Regions from separate parts of the Homo sapiens genome. Here region 1 is linked to region 2. A link is an interaction called in ENCODE POLR2A ChIA-PET data of the cell type or tissue named here. Cell type or tissue: A673. All regions are shown on one strand. Each heading gives the region's core, and the rest is flanking DNA. Links, peaks and the distances in the headings are about the cores only.

Region 1 (6,831 bases), core at 1,974-4,473, 140 kb after region 2:
CTTTTTTAATTTTTTTGAGATGGAGTCTCGCTTTTTGCCCAGGCTGGAGTGCAGTGGCATGATCTTGGCTCACTGCAACCTCCGCCTCCTGGGTTCAAGTGATTCTCCTGCCTCAGCCTCCCGAGTAGCTGGGATTACAGGGGTGTACCACCATGCTCAGCTAGGTTTTGTATTTTTTTTTTTTTTTTTTTGAGATAGAGTCTCGCTCTGTTGCCCAGGCTGGCATGCAGTGGCAGGATCTCGGCTCACTGCAAGCTCTGCCTCCCGGGTTCACGCCATTCTCCTGCCTCAGCCTCCCGAGTAGCTGGGACTACAGGTGCCCGCCACCACGCCTGGCTAATTTTTTGTATTTTTAGTAGAGACGGGGTTTCACCGTGTTAGCCAGGATGGTCTCGATCTCCTGACCTCATGATCCACCCGCTTCGGCCTCCCAAAGTGCTGGGATTACAGGCGTGAGCCACTGCGCCCAGCCGGTTTTGTATTTTTAGTGGAGACGGGGTTTCACCCTATTGGCCAGGCTGGTCTCAAACTCCTGACCTCAAGTAATCCACCCACCTCGGCCTCCTAAAGTCCTGGGATTATAGGCATGAGCCACCGCTCCGGGCTGAGATTCTTACAGCATAGCTGATATCAGAGTGCATCTCTCTCTCTCCCCTCTCCCCCAGGACTCTGGAGCCATGAGTAACACCAGGCAGGAGAGCACCCAGGAGTGTGTGGTTTCTGTGGTGGCTGGGCCACTGCAAGTTTCCTTGGCCACGTGACCATTCTTAGCCCAGGAAGACGACTCCAGTAGTACTTTCTTCACTTCCCCTTTCACTTCTCTTGTTCACCAATGTTAAGGGACCACCAGTTTTTAGAGATTCACCCACATTGTGAAGGTGGTGAGGTCATGTTGCCACTTTGACAATGACATGGCATTTAATTTTTAACCAAACCAAATACAGCATTCTGTCACTCGGGACAACCTTTGGAGACAGCTCCAAGGAAGTCTCCCCTCATGTTCTGCCTGCCGGATTAAACAGGAGTCTTGTTGAAGAAAACATGAAACAGGGAAAGTTAAGACCTCAGCAGTCATAACTGTTAATAAAACATGAGACTGCAAGAGGTGATGTTAGAAAAGAAACTTAATGTCCGCCTAGGTAATCATATCTTCTTATCGTGGGACCAAAGCATAAATGTAACTCATATATGTTTGTCCATTAAAATTAAGTGGTGGATCACATCCCCATCCCTGTAAATACTGGTTTGGACACCTCCAGGGGAAGGCAGGACAATGGGAAATTATATACATAAAGGCAAAGGGACCAATTGAAAACTTCCATTGCTAGATCCTCACATGACCTCTTTGAGGTCACATCCTATTTATAATAGGCAAAGCATAACCCTTCAGTGCCAATTAACAAATGCTTTATTAGGGTATTTGCGTGTTTATAACCATTGAATAATGTCCTTGCAAAGCGGCATCTTGCTGTCTATTTTCAGGTACTTAATTAATGGCCTTGCTCCAGGATAAACACATCCTGTGTTAAATAAGACGATGAAAGCTTATAAAAAAAATGCATCATGCTCTTTTTTTTTTTTTTTTTTTTTTTTTGAGATGGAGTCTTGCTTTGTCGCCCAGGTTGGAGTGCAGTGGCGCGATCTCGGCTCACTGCAAGCTCCGCCTCCCGGGTTCAGGCCATTTTCCTGCCTCAGCCTCCCAAGTAGCTGGGACTACAGGCACCCACCACCACGCCCGGCTAATTTTTTTGTATTTTTAGTGGAGACGGGGTTTCACCGTCTTAGCCAGGATGGTCTTGATCTCCTGACCTCGTGATCCGCCCACATCAGCCTACCAAAGTGCTAGGATTACAGGCGTGAGCCACCACACCCAGCCTCATCCTCTATTTTTGGCCTTCATGTGTGGTAATGGTTTCAGAGATGTATGCTTATCCCCAAACTTATTGAGATGTACATATTACCCATGTACAGCTTTTTATGTCAACCAGACCTCAATAAAGTGGTTTTTAAAAAACTGTTTCTTGCATGTCATTGCATTAGACATTGCCCTTCAACACAAAATTGTAAACAATTATTTTAAACAAAACTATCATAGCAGCCATTGAGAGGATGTTAATTCTGCCATTTCTCCTACAACTCATTCAGCCACACTTGGAAGATTTTAAGAGGATACACATACCATAAATTAAATACAAGATGTTATGTTCTATCACACACATCAATATGTACTCTCTTTCAAGAATTCCAAGAGCACTCTCTATATCACTTTGAAGAAAATTCTACAAATCTTTTCTTTAAAAGAAAGCTTGGCCCTGTGTGGTGGCTCATGCCTGTAGTCCCAGCACTTTGGGAGGCCAAGGTGAGAGGATTGCTTGAAGCCACGAGTTCAAGATCAGCTTGAGCAACATAGCAAGACCCTGTCTCTACAAAAAAAATTTTTTTTAATTAGCCAGGCATAGTGGTATGCACCTGTGATCCCAACTACTCGGGCAGCTGAGGTGGGAGATCAAGGTTGATCTCCCACAGGCTACAGTGAGCTGTGATTAAGCCACTGCACTCTAGCCTGGGCAGCACAGTGAGACCCTGTCTAAAAATAAAAATTTTAAAAAAGCTTTCTTGTAATTTATTTGTTTTCAGAGTACAACTAAATTATATTTAGCACATTTTGCAATTCCTTTTAAAAGTGATTGTCCTCGGTCAAAAGCATGTATTGAGTTTTCCCCAATCATGTGAATCATTTTAATTCAAGTATTTTGGTTGCTTCTGTTTCTAGGTTACCATTTGTACAGAACTCACAGTTCTCTATAGCTAGAAGATTGAAAGGCCTGGGTTTACCTGATGACAGATTTTAACAATATTTGGTTGCCTCTGCCTTGTTATCAGAATATTGAGAAATCCACCTGGCTAATCCTATTTAATATTACAGAACACTCCAAAGGCAGGACGTGATATGTTAAACATTTGCAATGCTGCTTAGAAGTCTGCCTTGCTGCGATCATATTTTTAAATGGTTTATTTCACTGTCAAAATACAATGCATTTAGTCATCATTAAATACATTTTTCTCTGCTTCTCGGCAGGTGCACAGCTTATTGGTCATGGGGAAAATTTGTCACGGTGCATAACTTAAAGGTGCCATAAAGTTTGCACCTTCAGGAACACCTATGCATTGGTGCTCTTAAACAGCTTGCAGTGAGTTTTAGAAGCCAATGGATCTAATTTAGCACTACTGTGATCCTCTCTGAAAATAGAACTGTTATGTTTTCAATTAGCATATCTTTAATCAAAAGCTAGAGAAGGAAGGGAGGGAGGGAGAAAGGAAGGGAGGGAGGGGAGGGGAAGGGGGAAGGAGGGAGGGAGGAAGGAAGGAAGGAAGGAAGGAAGGAAGGAAGGAAGGAAGGAAGGAAGGAAGGAATATCTAGGAAAAAAACAATTATTTGACAGTTTTACTTAAAAGTGTCCCATATGTAGAACATTCTGCTCAGCTGTGGGACACTGAGCAGTAATAATACAAGGCACATTCCTGAAGAACAGTGTGTTTTGAGAGATGAGACAATCAAACATGGAATAATAAAGGTTATTTAAAGGAACACATATTTAGGAGGTTAATTGCATAGAAATAATTAAAGGGTCATAGAAGTTTAGAGAAGAGAGATCAATGTAGACTATAAATATGAGAAAAAGTTTCAAGAAGAAAACAAGACAGGAGCTGGACCTAAGGGATGCTTAATATTCTTTTTTTCTTTTTTTTTCTTTTTTTCTTAAGATGCAGTCTCATCTGTCACCAGGCTGGAGTGCAGTCATGTGATCTCGGTTCGCTGCAACCTCCGCCTCCTCGGTTCGAGAGATTCTCCTGCCTCAGCCTCCCAAGAAGCTGGGACTACAGGCGCCTGCCACCACACCCAGCTAATTTTTGTATTTTTAGTAGAGACGGGGTTTCACCATGTTGGCCAGGATGTTCTCGAACTCCTGACCTCGTGATCTGCCCGCCTTGGCCTCCCAAAGTGCTGGGATTACAGAAGTGAGCCACCGCACCCAGCCACGGATGCTTAATATTCTAAGAGAAAGTTTCCAAATTTGGGAGTACTCTGGTATATACAGTCATAATTTCCATAGAAGTGGTATTACCTATATTTATATCTGCCTAAATTGCCTTAGAAATAGCACATAAACAAGAATGTATCCCTGTGGCTATATTCAGAACCATGGAGCTGAAAGATATACAAAGTAGTCTGCCAATATTTAGTGTTTCTTGTTGTTCTCATGTCCCTGGACAAAATAAGATTCAATAAGTTAGGGAACCCTGGCACTCCAAATTCCTGCCTTGGAGCACCCCCTTGCCTAATATCCTATTAAAGGTCTGAGAAGTTGTGTTGAAAAGAAACTGTTTGGTTCTTTTTACTTTAGAATTCCCCAAAGCTTATCTGACCGTGGAATGCTTTTTTTTGCTCACAGATCACTTCTGTTAGCATGTCAAAGAATGGAACGCCATGGAACACAGTTTAGGAAATAGTGATCCACAGTAATAAGAAAATAAACAATCCACTAAAAAATGGACCAGAGACCTTAACAGACAAAGATGGAGAGATAAGCTTATCAAAAGATGCTCCACAGCATATGTCATCGGGGACATGCAAACTAAAACAATAATGAGATACCTCTATATTGCCTGTTACAGTGGTCAAAATCCAGAATGCTGACGATACCAAATTGTGATGAGGATGTGGAGCAACAGGGACTCTCATTCATTGCTGGTGAGGATGCAAAATGCTTCAGCCTCTGTGGAAGACAGATTGGCAGTTTCTTGTGCACCAAACATAGTCTTACCCTAGGATCCAGTAATCAAGGTTTATGGTATTTACCCAAAGGATTTGAAAATGTATGTCCATACAAAAAACCTGCACACAGATGTTTAAAGGAATTTTATTCATAATTACCAAAACTTGGAAGTAACCAAGATGTCCTTTAGTAGATGAATGGATAAATTGTGGTACATCCAGACAATGGAATACTATTCACTGCTAAAATGATATGAGCTATCAAGCCATGAAAAACCATGGAGGAACCCTAAATGCTTATGACTAAGTCAAAGAAGTGTATCTGAAAAGGCTACAAACTCTGATTTCCACTATGACATTGTGGAAAAGGCAAAACTATGGAAACAGTGAAAGAATCAGTGGTTGCTGGGTGTTAGAGAAGAGGGAGGCATGAACGGGTAGAGCATGGAGAATTTTTAGGGCAGTGAAACTGTTATATATAACATTATCATGGTGGCTACAATTATAAATTTGTCCACATTCTCAGAATGTACCTAGTAGGAGTGAACTCTAATGTAAACTATGAACTCTGGGTGACGATGTGTCAATGTAGATTCATCAATTGGAGCAAATGTACTCCCACTATGGTGGGAGATATTAATCATGGGGGAGACTCTGCGTGTGGGGGCAGAGGTTATATAAGAAATCTCTGTATCTTCTGCTCAATAATACTGTGAACCTAAAACTGCTCTAAAAAACAATCTATTCGCTATGTGCAGTGACACATATCTGTATTCCCAGCTATTCAGGAGGCTGAAGCAGAAGGATAACTTGGGCCCAGGAGTTCAAAGCTATACTGCACCATGATTGTACTTATGAATAGCCACTGAGCTCCAGCCTGGACAACATAGCAAGACCCTGTCTCAAAAAAAAAATCCAGTCAAGTAGGCATTATACACCAGTGAAATCTGGTTCACATATGTGTTTTGTTTGCCACCTTACCTACTTATATTATCTGTCTCGTACAAAGTTCTGTCTAAAAAAATTAAAAAAGGAGAAATCGGTATTGAGAGCTATTATGCCATTTGCTCAAGACCCCATGGCAGAGTTAATGGTACAGTGAGCCATAGAAGCCAAGTCTCCTCAACTCCAGTCTCCAGCTTGTTCTACAAGCTTATCTATGTACTGATACTCTCAGAAAGACAGATGAACAGACTGGAACAGTATCAAAACTGGTCTGGAGAGGAAAAAAATAGGAGCCTAAAGTCTAACCTACTCAAATATGGCCAAATACAAGTAAAATTCTAAAAACTTGATTAAAGAAAAGCACTATGTGATTTTTAAAGTGTAAAATTGTTCAAACGCATACAGATGGTCCCAGTAAGAATTTGCAATCACTAACCAATTCCATAGGAATATCTGGTCCACTTTTTTCCTTTTATTATTTATTTATTTATTTTGAGACAGAGTCTTGCTTTGTTGCCCAGGCTGGAGTGGAGAGGTGCAATTATGGCTCACTGCAACCTCTGCCTCCTGGGCTCAGCAACCCTCCTACCTTAGCCTCCTGAGTAGCTGGGACGACAGACACATGTCACCACGCCTGGCTAATTTCTGTATTTTTTGTAGAGACAGGGTCTCACTATGATGCCCAGGCTGGTCTCAAACTCCTAAACTCAAGCGAACAGCCCACTTTGGCCTCCCAAAATGCTAGGATTACAGGCATGAGCCACTCCGCCCAGCCTGGTCCACTTTTTTAAACCAAACAAATCTCTTATTTCTCCTTGGGAATGGGTGCACTTCCACCTTATTCTTGCTTTGAAATGACAGACATTAAAATGAATTACGGTTGAATGCAGTGTATGGAGAAAAATCCAGTGCAGTCAAAACATGTGAGAGCCACAGCTCCCACTTGTCATCTCTTTTTGTTTCTTTCTTTCTTTTTTTTTTTTTTTTTGACGGAGTCTCGCTCTGTCGCCCAGGCTGGACTGCAGTGGCGCAATCTCGGCTCACTGCAAGCTCTGCCTCCTGGGTTCACGCCATTCTCCTGCCTCAGCCGCCTGAGTAGCTGGGACTAC
Region 2 (6,831 bases), core at 2,529-5,028:
CTGAATGTACAACTGTTCTAGGCTAACTTTACATTTGAAATGTTAAGAAATGTGAGTTGTGAACTGGAAAGTTAATTAACAAACAAAATCTTAGAATATTGCACTTTGTTATGGCAGCCCTAGAAATAAACAAAATTTAAGAGAAAAAAGAAATTTTTTGACTAACAATAACAACATTTTAAGTTGTTTTTTTTTTTTTTTTTTTGAGACGGAGTTTTGCCCAGGCTAGAGAGCAGTGGCGCAATCTCCACTCACTGCAACCTCCGCCTTCCGGTTTCAAGCAAGTCTCCTGCCTCAGCCTCCAAAGTCACTGGGATTACAGGCACCCGCCACCACGCCCAGCTAATTTTTTTGTATTTTTAGTAGAGACCAGGTTTCACCATGTTGGTCAGGCTGGTCTCAAACTGCTGACCTTGTGATCCACCCACCTGGGTCTCCCAAAGTGCTGGGATTACAGGCATGAGCCACCATGCCCGGCCCCAACATTTTAAATTTTTTAAGAGAAAAACTGTCGAGCAAATGACCTGAATAGTTTGCTGGCACTATTTTACAAGAAAACAGAAGCAGTTCCTGCATACCATGTTCTATTCTAACTCTTGCAAGGAAAAGAATTTAGCCAGTGTTTCCTTTATTTTAGAGCAAAATCTACTCACTGTAAGATCTTCCCCATTACTGCACCCAGACTCCCAGTTCTCTTTCTTTATGGCCCATATAGGACCCTCACACCTCCACCCACTACCCGCATTGCCTTTATGAAAAAGCAGACCCTGATCTGGCTGGGCTCAGTGGCTCACGCCTGTAATCCCAGCACTTTGGAAGGCCAAGGCAGCCAGATCAGGAGGCCAAGAGAGCGAGACTACCCTGGCCAACATGGTGAAACCTCCACTAAAAATACAAAAATTAGCCGGGCATGGTGGCTCAAGCCTGTAGTCCAAGCTCCTCGGGAGGCTGAGGCAGGAGAATCGCTTGAACCCAGGAGGCAGAGGTTGCAGTGAGCCGAGATTGTGCCACTGCCTGCCAGCCTAGTGACAGAGCAAGATTCCATCTCAAAAAAAAAAAAAAAGCAAAGCCTGAAGAAACAAAAATCCACCATGCACCGCAAAGACAGAGAGACCCTGCTGCTAAGCAATGTCACTTTGTAGACCAGGCACAAGCAGTCCTTCATTTTGTTAATTTCACCTTGCCTTGCTGTTCCCATCACCTGGGGTATCAAAAAGAGAAAGGAAAAAAGCAAGTGGGCGTGGCAACAATAACTTGGATCCCTAGAGTATACACCTCCCACCCCCTCACCCCCAATACTTCCCATTTAATTCTCAAAAGCAGAGGCAGCACCAGGCCTAGGCCATGCACCCCGGCTCTAGCAAAAGCAGAAAGCACTACAGATGAGGTCAATCTGAGAGGCAGTCTTCATCCCGGCCTCAGGCATGGTTATAAAATGTTTGCAATTTGGAAAACGTGGATCACTGATGTGTAGCAAGGGCAATAAATGCTTTTCTCCCACAGTTGTTGTGGAGCTCCATTCTCCCAGCCAACCCTGAGCAGACTTGCTCCTTCCCTAGGATGACAGTATTCTTTCGTCACAGAATGTCTATAAGAATGAATGTGCAGAGTACATTTTTTAAGGTAAATGCCCTAAATGTGTGGTTGAAATCAACATTTTCAAGCTGTCAAAAATAAGAGATAAGTTGTTCAAGTTTAAGAGTAAACAAGGATTTATAACAACATTAGTGAGAACTTCCTTTCTATTGCCTTACATTAAGTCAAACAGTGATCATTTTATTCAATATCCACCTCACTTAAGGAGATAGGAATGATTGCTCCTTCTTTTTTACAGATGAGAAAACTGAGACTTCATCAGGTGAAGCAACTTGTCCAAGGACATGCCACTAGAAAGAAGTGACCTATGATTCAAGCCCAGGCAATCTATTACAGAAAGCCCCACTCTTCACTGCCCCACTGTGCTGTCTTCCAAAGAGCATGAATAACTAGACTGGATATTTACAGACTGTTTTTCTTTAACAGGCAAGATGGACAAAACTGTTCAGAAGTGGTTGTTTGTGCCTATCTAAAGGACTTCCTGCCCTAGCAACATTTGGTCCACATCCCTAAGCTCTTCTTTGCTTTGACTCAATTTATCTTCCAAAGCCGAAGTCACAACAGGATGATCTTCCTTCAGAGAACCCCCAGAAAGTTGTGTTTTCATCAGCCAGAAATTCCAGAGAACTTGGGGGGAAAATCCCGAGGATTTCAGAACAAACTAAGCAGCTAAAGCAGAGATTCCGGGAGACCTTTCTGACAAACAAGCGTGAGGTGTTTGCTTCTCTGCCCTGTGTTGCTTGAAGAGAATGCTGTGCCTGGCTCTTTTAACTCTAAGAACCAAGGACTCAATAAGTTGATGTGAGTGAGGGAGGCCATTGCAGGACACCAGAGAACAGCCATACTCATGAAGAGAGAGAAACCCAGATATATCCTAGAGACAGCAGATGTCTGCAGACTGTTTCCTCCTCCTGAGAAGTCCCTGGGCACCTCCCAGCCTCCCTTGCAGCTTGGTTCAGATCATGTAACTGAGTTCTAGCCAATTCCAGTCCTGATCCTTAGAAACATCCCTTCAGCTCCTGCTTCCCAGTCTTAACATCTTGGGCACCAACCATTCCAGGTGGTGTAGCTACAAGAAGGAGGCAGCCCTACTCATATTGGAATTTGCATAAGAAACAGATAAATCTTGATTATGTTAAGCCACTGAGATTTCAGGATGAATTTGTTACAGGAGCATAATCTAATCTATCCTGACTTCAGCGCAGGGCAAATTAATCACCTAGAAGGTTATTGAAAAATATATTTCCATTCTATTATAAAGATGCATGCACGCATATGTTCATTGCAACACTATTCACAATAGCAAAGACATGGAATCAACGTGAATGTCCATCAATGATAGACTGGATAAAGGAAATGTGGTACATATACACCATGGAATACTATGCAGCCATAAAAGGGAACAAGATCATGTCCTTTGCAGGGACATAGAGCTGGAAGTCGTTATTCTCAGCAAACTAACACAGGAACAGAAAACCAAACACCACATGTTCTCACTTGTAAGTGGGAGCTAAATGATGAGAACACATGGACACATTGTGGGGAACAATACAAATTAGGACCTGTGGTCAGGGAGGGAGAACATCAGGAAGAATGGTTATTGGCTGCTGGGCTTAATACCTAGGTGATGGGTTGACCTGTGCAGCCAACCACCATAGCACACGTTTACCTATGTAACAGACCTGCACATCCTGCACATGTACACTGGAACTTAAAAGTTAAAGAAAATAAGAAATAAAAATTTTTTAAAAAAGAAAGGTACTTAAATATATATAGAGAGAGATAGATTTCTAGATTGTCCTCCCTGATGAATTTCTTGGGGCACAAGAATGAGGGAACAGGCTGAATTTGAGGCAGGTACCCTAGGGCTGGTGTATGAGGTACAAAAGAAAAAGAAAAAATATCTAAGAAAGAAGCTGTATGATTTTTGTGATGGTTTGGAGGAGGCACTGGAGAAAGAGAAAAAGAAAGGAAAAAGAAAGAAAGAAAGAAAGAAAGAAAGAAAGAAAGAAAGAAAGAAAGAAAGAAAGAAAGAAAGAAAGAAAGAAAGGAAGGAAGGAAGGAAGGAAGGAAGGAAGGAAGGAAGGAAGGAAAAGAAATGGAAGGAAGGAAGGAAGGAATGGAGGGAAGGCAGGCAGGCGAAGATGACCCAAGGCTTCCAGCTCAAGAGCCTGAAAAAATAATGAGATTGTGGGAGTCTGCCAAGTTCTTTTTCGAGGGAAGGAGGAGTTTGACCTCAGGGTGCCGGTGGTGCAAGCTGGAGTGCATCTGTGCAGCTGGAAATGCCCTCTGGGATGTGAGGAAGGCAGGCTTGCCGATGAGGGACTGGGCTGGGACTCCTCCACGATGTCTGGGCTCCCCCAGCAGTGAGCACACAGAAAAAGGCCAGGAGGTGAAGGCCCGAGCACAGGGGAATGGCAGCAGCTGAGACTCCGAGAAGGTACCAGAAAAGGAGCAGGAATGAGAGTATTTGGAGCACACAGTGCCAGTGGTTACAGAAAGCAGCCACAGGGTGGGGAAGGGTCGCGAAGAGGCCCCTCGCCCAGCTTTGGTTTAACCCTACCTGCTTTTCATCCCTTGCTAACCTCATCAGCACCTCACTAACCACTTGCCCCATCTGTGCCAGGCTCCTGCCCGGAATGCCTTCTCCTTGCCTCCTCTCTCCCTAAATCAAAGCCCAGAACAAGCTCTGCTCCCATCCTTGAATTCTGGATAGCCCTCATGGTGCCGTCTCTGGACTGACACAGGTTTTGTCTCGGTGGTTAATTTCTGTCTTTCCCGGTAAAAGGGAGAGGAAAACACCTTTACAAATTTATATTCTGCTTTTAGCCAAATAGGAGAAGGGAAGAGAGCTTTTCTTGTATCTGCTTCCTCTCCACTGTCTTCAGCTCAATATAATCCTTATGCCAAAATGGCATAATTGGGTGTGGAATATTTTGCTGCCCTACACAGGGAAGAGTGTGCTCTTGGGCAAGGCAGCTGTCTGTAGCTGAGGCCACCCAGAAGGAACCAAGAGCTGAGAACTGTCCGCCGACATCACCTCCAGTAGCACGGGCAGCAGGTCCTCTGTGAATGGGGATGTGGGTGGTGCATCTCCAGCCCACTATACATCCCCTCCATTTGTTATCCAGTGCTTTGAATTTTAGGATCTCAGCTCACATGAGTGAAGCTGATATTTTGTCCTGGCTTCCCAGGGAGTCTCCAGCGGTGACTCCTTTCCTGGGTTGTGTGACCAATAACCCGGTCCAGCTCACCATTCCCTAAAGGGCTTCCATCTTCATCCAGCAGCCAGCAGGGCTCCTCCAGCAGCTCCTGGCTTATTCCAAGTAAGTACTGGGTGGGAATAATGAAACTGCCCAAGTTTGTCAACAAGTCCCAGGCTGCAAGTCTGGGGCAGATGGAGTTACTTGCTAAGCAGAGTAGGTATACGAGGGAGAGGGAGGAAACCTTTCTTCTTCCAAGCCCAAGCCCTGGGAGGGCTGAGCTGAACTAGAAATGACAAGCACTCTGGTCATGTCTGAACATGCACAGATGGAATTTTAAGCACATAAAATGTTGAAGCACTAGTGCCAAAAGCCAGCTTTAGCAACAGATTTCTGCTGGCCCTCTGAGGGCAACAGGAACAGGTGAGCCAATGTCTCAGCAACGTGATGTCTGTCTACTCTTGTGCCTGGAGGAATGTGGCTCCTTAGAAAGCACCCGTGGAAATTTCTTCATGTGAGGAAGATGATACAGGGGATGAGAGAAAAGCCTAATGTCCTTTGCAGTTGGTCCCTCTCAGCCCATCCAAATCTAAGACAGAGACTCTTATTTCCTTCCCCATGGCCCTCTCTAGGTGTCTAGACCCAGACTCCACTCTCCATCTGGGGAAAATGGAAGCAGAGACTCTACACTTGGGTTAAGTCAAATGAGGACTAAAAAGGCTCAGAGTCCAAACATGTGACATTCCTGCTGAACAGATATCAAAATGAGCTGTGAAGTTGTGACCGTTATCAAAATGCGGTCCTCACCAGAAGCCAATGGGAAGTGTGATCACATTGTTCCACTACACAGGTGGCTATCAGATGCTTCTTAGCTCCTACATGGATGCTGGTGATTGACGATGTTGGCTCGAGGGGGAGGCTGGTGATTTTGAGTTTTGATGGCACTCCTATACGTAGGGTTCACTAGGGCCTCATGCTTTCCCTACAGACCTTACGAAGTTCTCTCCTTTTCCACTTCTCTGTCCAGGAAGTTTGCTTGTTTGGTTTTTGTGGGGTTTTTTCCCCCTAGTGGAAAGAAGAAGAGGAAACCCTGGTTCCCATATTATTTGTGTTCTCTCAAATCTACTGTGTTGCCCACGATGCACAAGACTGTTGCCCTCTTTATTTTGTATATCATTCTAAGAGCCTCTTCTTTGAAAACATGAAAGTTAAGGGGAAAAACATCATTTCCCTCTGGCTCTGGCCTCATCTTTCTGTGCAGTGGTGGTATTGGATGCCCCAGCTGTTTCTCAAATTAGGCAGCAGTGGGAAGGGGGCACATAGTAATGGGGACTCTGGGGGAAAAGCACATCCATTAACTTGAAAAGAGGATCCTGGCTGCATGCAGTGGCTCATGCCTGTAATTCCAGAACTTTGGGAGGCCAAGGTAGGAGGATTGCTTGAGCCCAAGAGTTTGAGACCAGCCTGTGGAGCACAGCAAGACCCCACCTCTACACTTTTTTTTTTAATTAGTAGGGCATGGTGGTGTGCTCCTGTAGTCCTAGCTACTTGGGAGGCTAAGGCAGTAGTATCGCTTGAGCTCCGAAGTTCGAGGGGAAGTGAGCTATGATCACACCACTGTACTTCCAGCCTAGACAATAGAACCAGACCCTATGTCTAAAAACAAACAAACAAACAAAACCATGAAGAGAGAATCCCACCACTTTGAAAATGTCTGAGTCAGTAATTGTCATATACCTCTCTGCATAGTTCCCAAAATAACAGTCATTTTAGACCAATCAGGATTTTCTTTGCACAGCCTATCCTAGCCTGAGGAGAGCCTCCAAGAAGGGCCCTACATCCTATCAGTCACCAAGGTGACTCGCCGCCATCTTGAAGGTTCTCCAACATGGAGTCTTGTGCCCCAGGTGTGAGTGGACAAGGGTCACCCTGCTGACCTTGTTGCCACAGCAGAAAGGAGTGGCTCCAGGAAGGAGCTGACCCAGGGAAATTTGGACCCAGTCACAGACCGTGCAGGGGGGGCCACAAATAT

What was found. Peaks named below come from ENCODE experiments on the same cell type or tissue, not always from the same donor. Only the 100,000 strongest peaks of a DNase experiment are listed, where the experiment ranks them.
Region 1: POLR2A ChIA-PET joins it to region 2 with 16 read pairs; 7 of 35 experiments call an interaction of 5 or more read pairs at or near these places.

The regions. Positions count from the first base shown.
Region 1 is chr9:87,479,186-87,486,016 of GRCh38, forward strand. No RefSeq gene overlaps it. Among named protein-coding and RNA genes, the nearest start is that of DAPK1, 15 kb to the right of the region's middle. In A673, for the core only: no CTCF peak of the experiment used is centred there; DNase peaks (open chromatin) are centred at 2,896 and 3,406; H3K27ac peaks cover 2,461 bases.
Region 2 is chr9:87,339,102-87,345,932 of GRCh38, forward strand. No RefSeq gene overlaps it. Among named protein-coding and RNA genes, the nearest start is that of DAPK1, 160 kb to the right of the region's middle. In A673, for the core only: no CTCF peak of the experiment used is centred there; a DNase peak (open chromatin) is centred at 3,800; H3K27ac peaks cover 2,500 bases.